Linked DNA regions of Homo sapiens: region 2 is linked to region 1. The links are chromatin contacts, found by Hi-C in ENCODE. All regions are on one chromosome and are shown on one strand. The core of a region is the stretch at or near the end of the contact, and the rest is flanking DNA. Distances in the headings are between cores, read along the strand shown.

The links. Hi-C counts contacts between places; a loop is a spot of excess contacts on that map. Pooled maps may share reads with other maps.
Region 2: a map of B cell shows a loop between it and region 1 (4-fold over the local background). The contact joins two enhancer-like sites. A Hi-C loop is called at or near these places in 1 of 168 maps with a recorded cell type or tissue (B cell), 5 of 37 single-sample maps with no recorded cell type and 5 of 50 pooled maps.

Annotation. Positions count from the first base shown.
Region 1 is chr3:156,976,105-156,981,269 of GRCh38, forward strand. It overlaps LEKR1 (leucine, glutamate and lysine rich 1), which reads left to right. Exons shown (of 13, transcript NM_001004316.3): 7 at 3,090-3,171. It also overlaps the pseudogene KLF3P2. Among named protein-coding and RNA genes, the nearest start is that of LINC02029, 100 kb to the right of the region's middle. RefSeq lists an enhancer at 2,541-2,670. Within about 2 kb of position 2,492, at least 5 of the 41 ENCODE cell types and tissues checked have a DNase peak (open chromatin) inside an H3K27ac peak, as active enhancers do; they include B cell, where a contact is called at or near this core.
Region 2 is chr3:156,481,371-156,486,535 of GRCh38, forward strand. All of the region lies in intron 8 of KCNAB1 (potassium voltage-gated channel subfamily A regulatory beta subunit 1), which reads left to right. Among named protein-coding and RNA genes, the nearest start is that of KCNAB1-AS1, 37 kb to the left of the region's middle. RefSeq lists enhancers at 1,692-2,891, 2,125-2,384, 2,415-2,504. Within about 2 kb of position 3,066, at least 16 of the 41 ENCODE cell types and tissues checked have a DNase peak (open chromatin) inside an H3K27ac peak, as active enhancers do; they include B cell, where a contact is called at or near this core.

The DNA of each region.
Region 1 (5,165 bases), core at 1,242-3,741:
CTAAAAACAAAAGGACCAGACTAGTCTACCAGAACCTATAGTGAACTAGTAGGATGTTTATATTTCATTCAGAAGAGCAAAGCTTTGAATTAGCTGCCATTTTTACTGTCTATTATTCTACTAATTCTCAGGTAATTGAGAATTAACTGCATAAAATTACATATCAAGTACCAGTTCTTTGAAGTTCATTTTAAGATAAGTCTTCCTTTTAATTTATAGCTGCATTTAGAAGTAATAACATAAAATTTATCATATGGGCTCAGACCTATGCTTCATCTAGTTTAGGATCATATCCTGACAAAAGCACCAGGGGCCATTTAATAGTAAGGTGTGATTGTTCTCTCTGATGAAATCTTCTCATGGAATCAGTCACAGTAACACCATAATTTTATTAATATTTTTATTAACTATAATATATATTTAAGCTTTCTAAAACTAAAATCTAAACCACCTTTTGGAGTTAGAAATTCTACCAGTTTACTGCATATTTCATTGTTAAGTAATTCTTTTCATTTGTCTTAAGTATACCTCTTTAAGGATTCTGGGAATATGGTAACAGATTTGTAGCCACACTTACCACACTCTTATGGACAATATCATATTCTCTTGCAGCTTTTATATCTCAAGAGTTTATATTTCAAGTGTGAGAGATATAAGAACTTTAGGATCAGGCAGACCTGAGTTTGAATTATAGGATCTAACTAGCTGAGTGACCTTGATAAGTTAATTACTCTAATCCTTAGAGTTTTCTTGGTAGTTGTGACTATACATGAAATTATATGAAATCAATAAAACCTAACAAGTATGGGTCATCTACTCTACACCATTACCTAATAAGTTTTTTCAGACCCGGGAAGGCTTATTGCATGGAATACAGATGGAGCCAGTGGACCTCACAGTAAACAAGTGGAGTTCACCCGTTTGGCTGGGAATTCTTCCTCTCTGAAGTTCCCATCCTTGAACTGGAGAGCCTCTCCAGAGCTGAGCATGCCTTCTTCCAGCCCATGATGAAAAATACTCACTCTCTTCTCTGGGCATGCAGCCCTTTGGCGTGCCACTCTCCATGCCACCGGTGATGGCAGCTGCCTTCTCCTGGCACAGAATACAGAGCCTAGGGATCCTGCCTGGTGGTGGTATGGTCTGTCCCCTTTATGTAAATGAGTTACCTCCAGCAGCCTCTCATTGTTTCCTTGTTGGAGGAAATGGAGAATTCAAATAGTAGCATGCAAGTACCTGTAATTGAATCATATAAGAAGCCTATAGCATAGGAAAAAAAATTGAACCTGTGATCAAACAACAGAGGACAGATTATTATCCTGAAGAAATGTCACCCCCCCTTAATGAACTCAGTGCCCACCCCTTGCAACAAGCATTGTTGCAAGAGAATCTCCCTTAGGTCATAGTGCAGCCTGGGAAGAGACCTTTACTGATGGAATTGGTGGATAACTCAAAGGAAGCAGAGGATACACAGATGTGATTATGACATATGCAACAAAGTATACACTAAAAGTTTCCACGTGAAATCATACAGAAGAACACACACAGGAGATAAACCCTACAAATGTACATGGGATGGATGCATATGGAAGTTTGCTCTGTCTGATAAATAAGACATTTCTGAAAACATACTGGAGTCAAATCTTTTTGGTGCCTGGACTGTAACCACAGCTTCTGTTCTGACCATCTTGCCTTCTACAGGAAACGCCACATGCTAGTCTGAATGCCTTTGTCTCCCACCTCAACATGACTCCCTACTCACCTGGCTCTTTCTCTATACTCCCACCATTATCTATCACACTTTTTACATGTACATTTTAATTTTGATTCAGCTGGTCTGATCCTCTGAATTTATATCATCCAAAACTTCCATATGGTCAGTAGCAGGTACTCTCTAATCCTCCCTCTCCTTACCATGGGTGACCTAAAAAATGAGAACTTTTTTTAGAGATGCTAAGCAAACTATTCTTAGAGATAGATAAAGTTAATGTAATAAGAACAAGAAAACATGTAAACTAAGAAACAAAAATTAATGTATGTAAAAGCACTGGATAAACAAAGGTTTATACAAATGTCTGGTAAATGCTAATTAAAACATTTGTTTAGAGTGAATTTATTTTCTAATTTAAGGAACTAACTCTTTGTAAAATAAAGTTAAGAATGCCGATTTATATAGTTTTATGTATTTATATGGATGCATAAAGATTTTAAAGTTTACTATTAAAATATGTCACTGAAACACCTGAACAGATGGAACATAGAAATTTTACAACTCCAGTGTTTTGAACATTTTTTTTCTGGAGACACCAACCAGTCTATCAGTTTGTTTTCCATTATAACTTATTCTCAAAAAGCGTACCAGCAAGGGCTGTCACTGGGGCTGGGGTTCAGATCACAGTTTCCACACACAGGACAATGGAAGGACTTAGATAATTCAAGCCATTTGTTCTTTCTGCTATGGTTTCAGTTCTGCATTCACACACTTGTTAGACAGGGCTGCTTGAATAATAATCCTCAAATACTGCTTACATTCTCCAGTTAAAGACTCTATGGAAGCCAGTTTCCTGCTTGTATTCTCTTGGTTTTGAAAGTCACTAAAATGCCTTTTAGATGCTACCCAGAGTTAACACGTTCTTTACTATGAGCCTGGAACATGATTTGTCTGTTTTAGTTCTAGCAGGAAGACTCAGCCATGCTTCACAGTTCCAGACCACAAAAGTGAGCTCAGGCAATCATGTGTTTTAGAAACAAGACACGTGATCAGAAATTCTTATGTTTGTCAGCTACATACATTTCCTTTGAAAACATTAGTAAAATTTAGCCTATTAGCTGTTTGAAAATCAGCATGGTGGTGGGGGCAGAAAGAGGCCAACAAATTGGGCCTGTCAAAACCCATTAAGTCTGTGGGGTGTTAGGATAGGGAGGGCTGAGTAGGCAATGATAAGTTGCATATGGACATACAGGCAAAGTGGAATAAGCAGCTGCCTTATTCTTCAGGAGCTGACTAGCAACAAAAGAATATGGTTTACTCTATGAAAATATCTGGACACTTAAAATGTACTAATCAGATGAAATACATTGTGTCATTTCAGATTTACAATGTCTAGTAGAGGCACTTGGATTAAAACTTCAGAAGGCGGTGACAGAGATGGACAACTATAAAGAAATGCTTATGTAAGATGGAGAATATTAAACAACTTATAACAGTGCTCTGTAGATGTGTTACAAAATGGCAAGAATTAGGAAGAAATGACAAGAATTATAAAGACCCTGGTGTGTTCTCTGTGATTCTTTTGGCAGTGATTTACTGGTGTGGGTAATAGTTTACTGCTGCTTTTCTTGCCCACTTTACTGGCCTAGATTATATATTGAAGAACCTGTAAATATTTTTAAATACATGGAGGATTTCTTTCTCTCAATAAGAAACTTACTTATCCATATATTAAAGCTTTCCCTGATAGTTCAAATGCAGTAACTTAATGTGAAATAGTCTTTGAACTTTTTTCTTATCTTTGTTTCTTTATTATCTCTCCACAAGAAACAATATTGAACTTGTATCTCAAAATTACTAATTTTAGCTTCAAAGAGAGAGTTGAGTAGCTTTGAAATGCTGAAGTACTTATGCTTGATATAAGTGAGAAAGAAATATTGGAAAACACGTGATAAGAAAATGATGTAAAATCAAGAACACTATTTCTTTTAAAAATTAATTTTCAGCCTGGGCAACACGGAGAAACTTTGTCTCCACAAAAAAATACAAAAATTATCCATGCGTGTTGGCACACTCCTGTAGTCCCAGCTACTCGGGAGGCTGAACTGGGAAGATCACCTAAGCCTAGAAAGTTGAAGCTACAGTGAACCATGATCATGCCACTACACTCCAGCCTGGGCGACAGAGTGAGACCCTGTCTCAAAATGAATAAATAAGTAAAAATTACTTTTATTTCAGAAATTTCAAAAATTATAGCATAAACATAGTATATCTATAATTATAATACTAAAATAGTATGTATATAATCTTTGAAAAGTAAGTAGATTCTTTTACTTTATGATATATATGATTTTCAGTTCCTATATTTTAGGAGGATGAACCTCATAAAAACATAAATATTTAGAATGCTTAGCAACCAAATGTTTGTGTTGACCATGAACTACTCCTAAAATCAATGTGTTTAATAAAATACTGAACACAAGAAGGAACAAATACCAAAAATACCCTATCAAATTAATGTATACTTGGATTATTTGTAACAAAATAGTTTGTTTCTGAAAAGGAAAATAAAATATTCATACTTTATAACACTGTGGTTAATAGTACAGTAAGTATAGTAGTTCAGGTGTCTGTGTAGATGGCTGGGGTTGAAGGAATTGGTGGACGGGGGTCCTTAGAAGACCCCCTAGGCCCAGGAAGTAACTTTTTGGGAGATTGTTTTAAATCATGAAAAGAAACAAGGTGATGGTTGCTAGAAAAAAAAAAATCGTTGTTGCTGTCCCTCTAATAACATCAAGGAGGGGTTTGGCCATGTGGATATCTCTTGTGGAAAGCAGTCTAGTCAGGCCCCAGCTACTGTGTGATGATTGCTTCTTGGAGTGAAGAGGGCACAGTCTAGGCATAGGGAGGTGGTGTTAGCACACAACTAAGCTAAGAGGGAATTTGTGGGCATACCAAGACTTAGCATATATAGTGGAGTCTTAGAAAGTTAGGAAAGAAGCTTAACATAGAAATGAGCATAGTGAAGAAAAGGAATAAACTTACTGGTAGTGACATGAATTGATATTTTACAGAATAAGTTGGCACAGAATTCTGTGTATATTCATGTTCTGCATAATGACATTTTGGTCAGTGACAGACCATGTATACAAAGATGGTCCTATAAGATTATAATACCGTATATTTACTGTACCTTTTCTATGGTCAGATATGTTTAGATATGCAAATACTTACCATTGTGTTACAATTACCTACACTATTCAATACATTAGCATTCTGTATAGGTTTGTAGCCTAGGAACAATAGGCTATATCGTATAGCCTACGTGTGTAGTAGGTTATTCCATCTTGGTTTGTGTACACTCAAGGATGTTCACACAATGACAAAATTGCGTAATGACACATTTCTTGGAATGTACCCCTGTTGTAAAGCAATGAATGACTGTGCATGGAGCCTG
Region 2 (5,165 bases), core at 1,816-4,315, 490 kb before region 1:
ATGATTTTCATATCCAAGAAGATGAGCCAAACCCAGCCAAGCTTGTTGCAAAAAAAAAAAAAAAAAAGTGTTTCAATTTTAAAAAGCAGTTTTGTTTCCATTTTAACTGCAAATTCACCAAAAATTTTCCTGATACTTTAGGCCTATTTAGCTGATGTTTTGTCCTGTACAGACCAAAAAAATTGTGTCATAAAAAGACAAATTTATTTCATCCGTCCTAAGAAATGACAATGGGGGACAGTAGGGTTCACTTCAGGTTCTTTCCATCTCAAGTTCGTCTGTTTAGAAAATCTCATGTTTCTGTTCATAGTGGACCTCCTCATTGGAACAATATTTCTGCAGAGTGGACTAGGGCATTAGACAGACACAACTTCAAATTCTGGCTTTGCTACCTATCAGACTGTACACTTGGGAAAAGCTACTATCCTCACAGAGGCTCACTTTCCTCACCTGAAAACAGAGGAAACATAAAGCACCATCTGAATGAGTTAACAATGTGGTTACAGCACCTCACTCACAGCTGGGGCAAACAAACGTAAGCTCCATTTCTAGAATGCCCTAGGTAAGGCATGTAAAACTCTCCTTTCTCTGGATCTCTTCTCAGAGGTAATCATGGGAGAAGTCCAAGGCCCTGAAATTATAATATGATGAAAATCTAATGGAGATAGCCAAGCTGCAGGGCTGCACAGGATCTGTGATGAAGTCATGTAAGATTCAAGCCATGGAGTTGGCAGTGTAATTTTCTTATAGCCCTTTTTTTCCTCCTAAAATTTTGCTCTGAAACTCTTTATGCCCTTTAAGCTGATTTAATCATAAATTTTCCAGGGTTAATCTATTCAGCCTGAAAGGTGATCTTGTGCCTGTGACTTTATTTTCAAAGATGTCTCTAGAAAAAAAAAACAACTCAATAATAGGATTAACTCATTCATTCAGTTGATATTCACTGAATACTTACTATTTAAGCACTGTTTTGGGCACTTGGAGAAGCAGAAGTTAATAAACAAAAATCCTATCCTTAGAAAAATCACATTCTTGTTGGGGAGACAGACAAAAAGTTAGTAAGAAAGTTACATTAGATGGTGATAATAGAATGGAGAAACAAACTAATCATGGGAGGGGGCTAGGAAGTTATGGGGGTAGATTTTAGTTAGGATGACCTAATAGGAGGAAATGGTGGGCAGTGGGGAGGGGGTTTGGAAAATAGCTTGGACTCCTCCAAAATAGCAAAGGTATGGCATTAAGAGTCAGACCTCAATTCAAATCCTCTTTCTGTTACGAGCCAATTGATCTTAGGCAAGTTATTGAACTTCTCTTGTCCCTGGTTTTCTTATCTGTAGAACGTAGGTAATAATATCTGCTCTATAGGGTTATTGTGAGGATTATTTGAGATAATATACACAAAATGCTTAGGATGTTGCCTAGTAACTACTCGAAATTTAGAGCTACCATTTTTGTTATTATTACTGTTTGTATAGTACTGCTGTAATTTTTTTATGCAGGAAATTACCTTGATGCAATTGTAGTCTCCAGGTCTACTACCAGGTTATCCTAGAGGTCTCAAAGAAGAAGGCTAACACAACAAATTAAGATGCATGAGTCACATGGTTTATCAAATCAATTAAAACACATTATGAGAAGAAAGAGGGGAAGAGATAGGGACAGTTAAAATAATTACACTAGAATTCACGCAGGAGAAAGAACCCAGCTACTTAAATCTTGGGACACACAGTGCTCATGTGACCTGTTCTCTCTATCTACCACATTGACCTTCTCCGTGGTGTGATTATATAGGTCAAATCTGAGGTTTCAGCAAGGGGCTCAGCAAGGAAAAGATGCCCGGGTCAGTAGTATACTTGGAAAGACACAGGGACAAGCCCACCTGGCCATGACCTGTAGCTCATCATTTGGCCTGATGAACAGCTAAGGACTATTTGCATTCCTTGCACAGAGGATTTCTGTGGCTAGAATGGGGGTCACCAATGGGTGGCTGACTGAAGACTTAAGTTCTCATATTTTATGTATTTATATTTAGTATATTTCAAATGTTTGATGTCGTATGCATATGGATATGTTGTCAATATCACCTCTTTCCATTCCTCCCTCCTATCTGTGTTCAGCATGCACATTCTCTACTTTGTTGATGGCCACTATGACTCAGGGGTTACTAATCCACTTAGTTTTACCATGCTCATCATATAAATTCTGCCTATGTCTCACAAGCTACTTGCATCTCCACCCAGTTTCATTTATCCTCTTTCTTTGTTTCACTTTCTTTCTTGAGCAGAACTGAATAATCTTAAGTCATACAGCAAAGGCACATTACAGAGTTCACCACTCTCAGTTGTTGACATGTTGCCTCAGGTCCGGCAAATCTTCCAGGCCTGTTGAAAAATTTCCAGCATTAACAAGAGGCCCACAAAGTTCTGACTGTGGATCATTCTGATATGCATCTATAAGAACAGAGCCCCTGGTTAACAAATGATCTTTTCCAACTGGGTTCCATAGAAAGAACAAGAGCTTTAGAGAAATTACCTTTACTAGAACTACTGAGAAGTTAACAATTGCCAAGGCTGCAGAAAATATGTGAAGAGCTGGCTTTAAAGAAAACTATACTCCAGAAAAACAATTGTACTCATCTGGTGTTGTATTTTCCGCTTTCTTTGGAAATCAGTGATTCCCAACCTTATTCCATAAAGTCCTGGTTTGAAGGGAAGATTCTAAAGAAGGATATGCTTATATGCTATGCAGTTTACTTCCTCTATTTTCTCTCCTCCCTCCCCCACCTTTTTTTTCTTTCATGACATCTTTACTCAACAGCGAAGGCAGAAGAGATTCAATCTGTATCATTCAGTAAGTTAAAAAAGGAAAAACAAGGTGGGCCAAATGTTTGGGAGACTATTGTACCTTCTCACAACAAGTCTGTGGACTTCACCAAGCTCCAAAAGGATGCTTTTTTCTTCTTCTTCTTTTTCCCTTAAGTTGTTTTTAGTTAAGAAAAAAGAGAGAGAGAGAGGGAGAACAGAGAGTGCTTCTGCTCACCCCAGCTGTCAGGTGAAAAACAGAGCTGCTTAGTATTCTGGGGCTGTGGGTTTATGACTCATGTGCACTTCCTTCTGTGAGTTGTCATTTCTCTGAGAGATATTTGGAGTTGTGACAAAATTTAACTCCATATTCTGAGGGGATGTTGACTGGATCTCAGGAGAATTCATTTCTGTAAGTTCCTCGATCTGCTGCAGCAGATCTGCAGTGACATGCAGAGGACTTGGAGACTAACATGACTTAGCAGCAACACACTCTGAGGGTTTACTGGCATGCTGATTGAATGCAGTGAGCAGAGCCACCTGTGTCAGGGTAATCGAAAATTCTCAGACAGCCGGGGATAAACAAATACCCTCGAGTCTCTCTCTTACTTTCTGTACAAAAGGAAGTATTAATAATGAGAGTAAGTGGTTTTGTTAACCCCCCTCCTGAATATTTAATATGTGTCCTAAAAAAATATGAGGTCTGCAATCAGAAGGTGAGGGCGTTAGTCTTAGGTATATAAACTTGGCTGAGTTGCTCAGACCTTCAGCTTCTCAGTTTTTCATTTGTAAAATGGGAAGAATAAAAATATTCTAGCTATTTCCAAGATTGTTGTGAAGACAAAATGAGATAAGTGGAAACATGTTATAAATTGTAATTGTCCTGCACAAATATTTTGAGGTTGTTGTTGTTACATATGTTTACACTTTTAGGAATATATAAACCTTGGAAGATGTAATAATCAAAGTTTCAGCCAGACACCAAGAAACAATTGAAATGACATTTTAGAGTGAGATGCCAGTTCTCCATTTGTACTTTCAAATGAAGTGTGCAAGAGCTTGTTCCATAGCTCTTTCTTCCCCCAACTTTTTATTTTGAGAAATTAAAAACTTATAGAAATGGTGAAAGAATAAACACCCAATACTCTTCACCTACATTTACCAAATTGTGCCACATTTTGCCTTTGTTTTTCCCTCTCTTGTTCTTTGCCATTGTGACATTTCATTCATAAATATTTTCTCCAGTATCTCCTGAGAATAAGGCATTCTTCTATATGACCATAACACAATCATCATACTCAAGAATATTCAAGCCATATTCAAATTTTCTAAAATGTCCTTTATAGGATTTATTTGTTTTGCTTTTTTGGGGGGGGCATGAATCCTGCAGTACATTTAATTGTCATGACTGTTAAATTTTTTTATTTTATTCTATTTTAGATTCGGGGGTACATGTGCAGGTTTGTTACATGGGTATATTACATAATGCTGAGCTTTGGGCTTCTAGTGAACTGATCACCCAAATAGTGAACATTGTACCCAATAGGGAGTTTCTTAAGACTCACCACCCTGCCACCCTCCCCTCTTTTGGAGTCCCCATTGTCTAGTATTTCCATCTTCATGTCCTTGTGTAGCCCTTGTTTAGTTCCCCCTTACAAGTGAGAACATGACGTATTTGATTTTCTGATTCTATTTCACTTAGAATAATAGCCTCCAGCTCCGCCCATGTTGCTGCAAAGGACATGATTTCATTCTTTTTTCTGTCTGCATACTATTCCATAGTATTTTCCACACTGTTTTCCGAGGGCCCAGGAGGGTTGCTGCATCCCATTGCTGGTCCTGTTCAGGTTGATCACTCGATTCAAGTGATGTCTGCCAGGTTTCTCCCCTGTGACAGTACCTCTTTAACTTTATAACTAATAAATAACCTAGAATGTGATTATTTGAGACTATGTGAATAGCCTGTCCCCCACAACCTTGTTTTAGCACCCACCAAGGATCCCTGCCTGTGTCCGCTTTTATAAGGAGGGCTGTGAGACGGTGCTTTCCTGATTCCATCAGCTCCTCTTTCTTTAGGAGTTGGTTTTCTTCTACAAAGAGAAGCTTTCCCTTCTGCTCTTACCCTACTCTCTGTTCAGTGACTCTGGAGCTCCTCACTGGCTTCAAAAGTATAAAAGTTGAGAGAGGGGAGTAAAGGGGGTCTAGTGAGAAGGGCACGTATGAAGAAAACTGTGCTGTGAGCTCCATCCACCCCAGCATGGGAGAAGGCTGCCTCTTCATTGCCACCCTGGTTGGGATGGGGGTTTGAAGGCCATTCAGATGGTTTAAAACATTACCCCCATGACTGGGGAGCATAGTGGCCTA